Linked DNA regions of Mus musculus: region 1 is linked to region 2. The links are chromatin contacts, found by Hi-C or POLR2A ChIA-PET in ENCODE. All regions are on one chromosome and are shown on one strand. Each heading gives the region's core, a stretch centred on a gene start or an enhancer-like site at or near the end of the contact. The rest is flanking DNA. Distances are from core to core; before and after follow the strand shown.

The links. A loop is a pair of places that touch in the nucleus more often than their neighbours do. ChIA-PET counts read pairs that join two places held with the same protein, here RNA polymerase II (POLR2A).
Region 1: a loop to region 2 is called in a map of heart, with 2.0 times the contacts of the local background. The contact joins the enhancer-like site here to the promoter of Tead1 in region 2. A Hi-C loop is called at or near these places in 4 of 37 maps with a recorded cell type or tissue (gastrocnemius and heart). POLR2A ChIA-PET finds 5 or more read pairs at or near these places in 5 of 5 experiments (Patski and embryonic stem cell).

What each region holds. Positions count from the first base shown.
Region 1 is chr7:112,717,654-112,721,968 of GRCm38, reverse strand. All of the region lies in intron 1 of Tead1 (TEA domain family member 1), which reads right to left. Among named protein-coding and RNA genes, the nearest start is that of Tead1, 40 kb to the right of the region's middle. Within about 2 kb of position 1,633, at least 1 of the 3 ENCODE cell types and tissues checked has a DNase peak (open chromatin) inside an H3K27ac peak, as active enhancers do; it is heart, where a contact is called at or near this core.
Region 2 is chr7:112,677,343-112,681,348 of GRCm38, reverse strand. It overlaps Tead1 (TEA domain family member 1), which reads right to left and starts at 1,993. Exons shown (of 13, transcript NM_009346.4): 1 at 1,623-1,993.

The sequences.
Region 1 (4,315 bases), core at 384-2,883, 41 kb before region 2:
TTCATGTCTGTGTTGCTGGCACAGGAGACAGGTGCAACTGGACGCTGACACTTGGCCCTCTGCAACTGATTCAGTACTTAAGTATACTTTACAATGCATTTCTCAGACCCATAGCAGACTTTCAGCTTTCCCCCATACCCATTGGTTCTAAGGGGTCACGGTCTGTAGTCCAGCCCAGGCTGATCTCGAACACAGGACAATCCACCTGCCTAAACCACATGAACTGCAGGTACGCTTAAAAGGTAACTTTTAAGTATCTTGTGGTTTCCAGCTAGCCTACAGAACTATAGAAATATACCATAAATATATATAGATATATAGATAATCTCATCTAATTCTTAAACTGCAATGGTCAGCCATTTATGAATGTTTTATTTCATCCTTAGAATATCAGTGTCATGGAAAGATCTTAAGGTCAAGTTTTGGACATTTGGCTTTCAAGGTCAGTACCTTCCCTTGTGATTACAGACACATTATTTTAATCTCTACCCATCTCCATTTCCTCATCTCTAGAATGAGGAATAAAACAAATCCAACTCACAAAACGTTTCAATGTCAGAATATCCCAACTGGAAAGTCAAGAGAATAGTCATTTTAGTCCACATGCCTCCAACTTAGAAAATGCAGTTTTCCTGAATTAAGTAGCAGTTATTAGATAAACTGCTATAGTAACTGTTATGTCAGAGTAGGTGACAGAATGTCACTCATGATAAACAAGGCCACCACCAAAGCCCAGACCCAGAGACACAAAGGCCAGAGGAACCCCAGATACACTTGCAGGCTGAGAGCAAATGGGCTGCAAACGTTGGGGCCTCCTAGGCAGGCCTCACCACGTGATTCACGATAGGACCCCAAGAGAGGTGGTTGTGAGCATGGTGTCTGCGGCAACAGAAATGAGCCAACCTGGAGAGTGAGCAGGGAGGGGAGGCTAGGAGTTCCCCTTCCAAAAAGGGCAAGAGGAGCCCTGCCCCAGTCCAGCCAGTCGGGCCAGGCAGCCCACAGGGAGCTTCCCGCCTTTTTCTTCTTCTTTCTTCTGCATGAACTTTCCCAAACCAGCTCTGCCTGTTTCACGCAGGAACCCGGCTTGCGAGTGCACATTTTATTATTTCAGAAGAAAGCATCTGCAGCCGGCTAGTGAGTCATCTGTAAGCCTTGTCAATCTGCCAGCAGCCTGCTCCTCTTCATTACAAACGTAAAGATAAAAGCCCTCACTGCATTAGCCGCCATCCGCCTCCACAGACAGCACAAATAAATTAATTGTGCCTCATCGCAAACAGCGGAGAGGTGTGCAGGAGGGGGGATGGGCTCCGTGTTTCATTAACAAATTAAATAGCAACAGAGCCACCGCACACCCGGCTACACTGCCAACTTTAGATTCTCCCACCAGGCAAGCACCCGGCCAGCATCACCCAGGTAGAGCGGCCACCATTAAGTGAGGGAGGAGTGAGGGAGGGTTGGAGGAGAGGGCGGCACTGTGAGGCCAGACCTAACCTTGGCATCCCCAGTGCAAGCCTGGAGCCCAGTCACCGAGTGCCCGTCAGACGCTGAGTGCTGCTGTGGCAAGCCCCCCCCCCCTTGCAGGGGGTGTTTCCACAGTTCTCCCCAGGCAAATAAGCAAACCAGTTCTGGGGCCCTGGTATGCATGGCCCAGTGAGAGAGCCTGTCATCAAGGCGACGCTGTCATACTGAGGATAGCAAACATTCCAGAAAGAACAGGGTGAGTCAAGACCAACTTGAAAAACACGTCAGACTCCCCCATACTACCAGCTAGGATTACACCCTCAAACACACCTCTCTGAGATTTCCTGCTTTAGTCACAGGCTATTTGTTACAATGCCGCGATTCTCTTCTCAGTCTATAGTACATCATTTAGGAAAGCTGCGTTGTGAGAGAGTTGAAGGCGTGTGACTAAAAACCATTCCTTTTATGTTTTTATCTCCAAAGACACAAACATAGTGCATGGGGGTGGGGACAGGAAATGGGAGCGGGGCGGGGGGGTGGGGGGAGAACAAAGAGAAGTCTAAAAAGAAGAGGAAAAGACCCCCAACTCTCCGAATGTCACCCTATTAACTCGTGACCTGTAAGGAAGTTAAGATCACAAACAGCTAATCCAACCATAAAATATGTCCAAAGTATTTATTATACAGATGGACATTTGGGCTCAGTTGTTAATTTAGTTGGTTTGTATTTTATCTGTAAAATCCCGGAATCTAAAAAATTCTACATAGGGGGAAAAAAAATTGACCTGAGCTAGCTAGCTAGGAGCTGCCCATAAAAAGCAAAGGAAATAAAAGCTTAAGAAGAAGAATAAGTCAAGCCATATGCAACCTTTCCACGATCCAAGAAAGAACTGAACACGTGCACCCCTGACCCAAGCCTTTGTAAAACACTCAGCATCTGCAGTGGGCCACAATGTTGCAGCACAGTGGAGCTCCAGACACTCCTCTGGAAAACAACTTAGGAGTCAGTAGCCATTGAGAACTAAAAAAATTCTTTTGTCTTTTAACTCATCAAATCCTGCTTCTGGAAACTGACCCTAAGAAAATAATCTACAATCACAGTAAGTCTGCATCTCAAAGTATCATTTATTAACATCATAAAATCGGGGGGGGGGGGAGGGGGAGGAGAGACATCTAAATACCCAACAACAAAGAACTGGGAAAGTAAACTCAGTCAGTCTGTAGGATGCAGGGTGAGACCATCAAAAGTCATCCTGAGAAAGACAGCCATGAGAAAAGCATTTGCTTACGGTCTCTGTGGTGGCAAGCCTACAGATACATGACAAAGCACTTCAGTGTGGGGGTCTACTGGTTATTTTAAAAGAGCTCTCTTTTTTTTCTGCTCTTTTGTTTTGCTTCCTTTATTGTTATTAGAGATTTTTTTTGTTGTCATGATAGTTATTATTTTGGTTTTTTTGTTTGTTTGTTTTGTGAAATAAGGAAAAAAATGTAGGGTATAGAGACAACTGCTTTGCTCACATTTAAAGGAGAATCAACACCAATGGCGCACGGGAAGGGGGTAGTCGACAGACCACACTTAATCCTGGAGCCTGTGTCCTAGCTTTGCCCCCAGTGACATGTGTGACTCCCAGCAAGAAGCTTGAAGAAGAAAAGGTGACTGAGAAGAGGGTTAGAACTGTCTTTAGGCCGGGTGTGGTGGCGCACGCCTTTAACCCCAACGCTCGGGAGGCAGAGGCAGGCGAATTTCTGAGTTCGAGGCCAACCTGGTCTACAAAGTGAGTTCCAGGACAGCCAGGGCTATACAGAGAAACCCTGTCTCTCAAAAAAAAAAAAAAAAAGAACTGCCTTTAGGCAGGCTGTCTGCAAGAGGCTATGAGGTGACAGCAATATCCAGAGATGGTCCACACTGACCACTGCAGTGTCTCATTCCAAGGCCACTCTCCTCTTTGGAAAACAGTTTCTCCCTCAGTAAAAGGAAGAGGTTCCAGCACTGTCTCCAGGTCAGTCCTCTGTTAGAGCAGGGTAAAGGTGAGCATGTTAAAGTGAGGGTCCACAGCCTGCCTTTAAACGAGCTCTCCAGGCAACTCTCACACACACACCAAGGAGCACGGGGGAGCACTGAAGAGCGAGGAGCATGGGGACGGGGCCAACAGCTTCCAAGTCCCAATATCCACACTCCTATGCCCATCTCCCCACCCACATCAAACTGCAGAGGAGGGGTGGGGGCTTTACTCAGAGGCTGGCGCTCTCTCCATTCAACACTTCACCGCAAAACAGTTGTAGTGTTTAGAAGAACAGAGGGCACAAGACAGTGGTGTTTCCTAGCTTCTTCTTTGCAGATGAAATCATCCCTGGGCTCACAAGACATTTGATAACACATGCCCCATACTTAATTAGCACAGTGCCAAGAATGGGACAGGTGTCTAAAACTGCAAAGGACAAGCACAAGATGAGATGAGAGTGAGAGAGCTGGAAAGCAGGCAGGCAGAATCTGAAACACACACACACACACACACACACACACACACACACACACTCGACTACTACAAAAAAAAGATGACTCATGGGTCAGGAAAGGTCTGGTACAAACCCCACTGGGCACTTCCATAAACAACAAGAGCCACTGATCATCCCTAAAGCAGAGAGCTGGTGGGTCAGAAGCCAGGAAGTGGGGGCAGGATGCTGTTCCACTGACCACCAAGATAAACTTCCTCACTGAAGGTCTCACATTAGCAGATTCAAAACCAGCAAGCAAGGCTCCAGGGAGAGGGGTGGACCCAGAACCCTAACTGCCTACTGTCCCCAGCACTTTAGAAATAAGCGAGTCAGCACCCTCCCCATCTCCCTCCCTTGGC
Region 2 (4,006 bases), core at 744-3,243:
AAAATACGCCTTTCCTCCTTAAAATCATCAATTTAAAACCTTGCTGTTGACAAAGGTTCAGCTAAACGCATTTGTCTTTCCGGAGTCGTGCTGTAACTGGGTCTACTGTTTCCTTCTAAAGAGGAAAGATTCTTACCAAAGTTGGATCTAAGTCTGGCCCTTATAAGCATTCAGATGCGCTTGGGCCCAAAGATCCTGCTATTCACAGAAAAGCGCAGACTCCGCTGAAAGGCGGAAGCCCCTGGCACAGTCTGTACAGCCTGAGGACTATTCCCAGCCTCAGTCTCAAGGCAGATTAGCCCCCACCCAAGAGCTCAGGCTTGCACAGACAAGCTACCCCTTGGCTCCGGGTAGATCGAGTCTCCCTAACGGGAAGGATCTGTCCACCCGGGGAACCACCTGCAGGCACTCGGCACACTCTAAGCCACCAGACCACCTAAACTAACAACGAATCCAGGCCACAGGGCGTAAAGGAGACTGCGATTCTGTTACTTGGCATTATCTGTAGGAATTGAAATATTTTCCATTCACTATTTTGAAATATGATCGTATTTACAGACCTTTTTGTTCCAAGGACCTCGGCTCCTTTCAAATGGCGCTATTTTAAAACCCCGGCCTTTCTACACTACCGATTCCTGGAATATCTGTCTGTAAGTTTCCAGCGCTGAGATCAATTTGCATTTCTGTAAATCACAGACAGCTTCTAAGAACTTAACAAGCCTCCTGAGAAACGCTGGTGGCTGGTATTTCATTGTTTCATAAATATTTTTATACGGGTGACACCATTCAACTTAAAATAAATCTTTAAAAAGGAAGACGATTAAGACCGAGGAAAATTAGTCTGGCTTTTATTTTCACGGGAAGAAGATAAGTGAAGTGTGAGCCCCACTTCTTAAAATGTAGCTTTGATTATTTTAAAAAATGCATTAAAAAAGAAAAAGGAAACTCCTAGAAGTTGAACTTTCTTTCAAACGGGCCTCTAGACTTTGAAAACAAGTGGTGCTTTCGCGAACAAAGGCTAAAAGTGTCCCCAGATTTTTTTTGGGGTCCTCCTGGGGATCGTATCTCCTCCAATAAACAAACAAATCCCCCAGTATTTCCTACCGAGGGGAAGTTTTCCAGGGAGAGTCTACTCCCGGGTTTGGTGGTAAGTGCGACTCAGTCTTTTTTGGACACAATGTTTCTGCTGACTCCTGAAAATTTTCCACTTGAATGTGCACTGGAGCGGCGGCGGCGGCGGCGGCAGCTCTGGAGAGGCGGCAAGAGCGAGAGAGCCCTCTTTCATCTCCCGGGAGGAGGAGCCCGGATCGGCGCGGACCCCGAAGGGGCCGGGCGCCGGGGGAGTCACCGGGCTGCAGGCTCTAAGCTGCGCGCCGAACGCTCTCCCACCCGCGATCGCGCCAAACTCGGCGCTTCCCAGGCAAGGAGCGAGGTGCGCGGGAGAGGGACGCTGGAGAGAGGGGCGCGCAGAAAGGCGAGCGGGGCCGCCTGTTGCCGCGCAGGGTTGCGGCCCAACTTGCAGGGCGGCGGGGCCGCTCCCCTCTTGGAGCCGCACACAAAGCGCCGATCGCGGTGACGCCTAGACAGCCCGCGCCCCCGAGTCCGCCCCGCGCGCAACTTACCACGGCAGCCCGAGCGGGCGCGGCAAACTTCGGGGCGCTGGGCCGCCGCCCCCGCGTTACTCCAGCCGGTACTCCCTGCGGTACTCCCGCGCCGGGCAGCCCCAACCCGGCCTCGCCGGCTCCCGGGACGGGCAGGGCGCGCCGGGGCAGCTGCCCGCGCTCCGGCGACGCTGCGCGCTGGGGGGTCAGCGCATGGCCTGCGCCCCGCCGCGGCCGCCCCGGGCCCGGGCCCCGGCGCGCGGACTCCCCGCGAGCTGGAAGCGAGTGTGCGAAGTGCTGGGGGGCGCCCGCGGCGGGCGGCGGGGCCGCGGAGGCTCGGCTCGGCTCGGGCGGCGCGGCGCGGCGCGAGCGATGCGAAGAATGTGCGGAATGAGGACAGGAATGAAATGAACGCCAGGACCGAACTCGCTCCGGAGGGGTGGGGCCTCGGTGACGTCATGCCGCCGGGTCCTGGATGGGGCGGGGCCTGCCGCCGCGGTGACGTCATGGTGTGGGGCGGGACGCGTGGGGCGGGACTTGGCGCCCACGGGGGAGCGAGCCGCGCGCGATGGCGGGGGCTCAGGGCTTTGTGCGGTCCGAGGCGGGGCGGCCGGATACTAGGAATGCCGGGTGTGCGCCCTCCGCCTGCTGTGCCTCAGTTTACCCCCTCCTGGTTTGCACAGGCAACGACGCTCCCAGGCTGGAAGGGAGGTTGCTCTTCAGGAAACTGAGGCCGGAGTGGGCGGCTTCCCCAGCCCGCCACTCCTCCTCTAGCCGTTTCGCTTTACCCAAGTTCGGGGTGCTCGCGCAAATTCTGGGCTTTGCGAACTCCGGGTTGGAGCGTCACGGAGTCCTCGCCCGCCTCCTGCCCTGTCTTTCTAGAAGTGAAGCTCACTCGTGCTGCGAGTTGAGTCTACAGAAATCCTGCACCCGGTTAAATAAAATAAATAAAGTCTTGCCTGGCTGCAAAAAGCAGCTTTGTGCCGTCCCTTTATGGAGAAAGTGAGAATCAATCATAAAAGGTTTGAACTCTTTTTGGAGTGGACGGCGCCTCAGTACTTGAGAAACTCCGGTAAAGTTAACGGAGGCTGGGACAGACATGCTGGCAGTTTGGGCCGGTAGCAGTCCGTAGTTTCCCAGAAAGGAGCCGGCCCTTCCCGCACCGGGACTTCCTTCTTTCAGCTCTGGCTTCAGAACAAACTAATGGCGCCTGTTTTGTGCCCGAGGATTCCTGGAGTGTGCATAACTCAGGAAAGCCAATGGGACTCACTGAGCGCGTTTGATCGGAAACAACGATTACCAGTGCGTTTTAAAGGCAGAAATATCTTTCTCTAATGCATTTTTAAAATTATACGTCAAGAGAATTGAAGACTCCCATGCCGTTGTAAAAAGTAATACAGAGACATTCTTTGTTCGCTTCACTCAGCTCTTCCCCACGCCTGTCAACCAAAATTATATCCCAGCCAGGGTATTAATTTTCGAGCAGATTTTCCAGATCAACTTGTACACATCACTGTGTATTTTTTTAATTCTATACATTCTATAATTTCTCACCTGTGTAGATGTCCACCGCAATCAGGTACAAATGTGTATTATTTCCAGTTACTATGCAGTAATGTGACAGGTTGACAGTAAGAACTTCACACACCCGAGCAGAGTATTAGAAAATACACGACGATTTTTCCCTTTAAAACTCTGGCAGGTGTATGTCTCTTTTCCAGATAGCCTTCCATTAACACCAGCGAATAAGACAGAGGGCAGAAAACGCCAGAAGCAGTTAAAAGCACTTGCTGCTCTGCAGAGGACCAGGCTCCTGTCAGGTTCCCCACATGGTCGCTTTCAACAGTCTGTAACTCCAGTTCCAGGAGCACCAGGCACAAACATGGTGTACACGTGCAGGTAAAACATTTGTAAACATAAATAAATAAGAGATTTTTATGTCTGGTAGCAGGGCGAGCCTACCAGTGGGTACATTTCTAAACCAGTATTTATCTTGCCCATGACAGGCCAGTTACCCTTCAGACTCCAGTTGCTCCTGACAATTTGGTGTTCTCTCATTTCTACTAAGCTAAGAATCCTTGGCCAAACTTCCAAAGCTAATCATGATATGCTATAACTCCTCGGCCTGTACGTTCTACAGCTTATTTCCATCAAAACACATATTCTTTGATATGTATGCTAAAAACCTTTTCTCCAAGGAAGCCTGTTCAGCTGGAGCCGGACACAGTAGCAATATAATCCCAGCATTCAGGAGGCTGAGGCAGGAGGATTGGTGAGAGTTTGAGGAAATCCTGAACTAAAGAATTGGATCCTCTCTGGAAGAGGAGAAGGGAGACAAAAAAAGAAAAGGGGGGGGGACTGGGGGGTGGGGACCTGATTAACTAGATGTCTCCTGCCCAGGACCC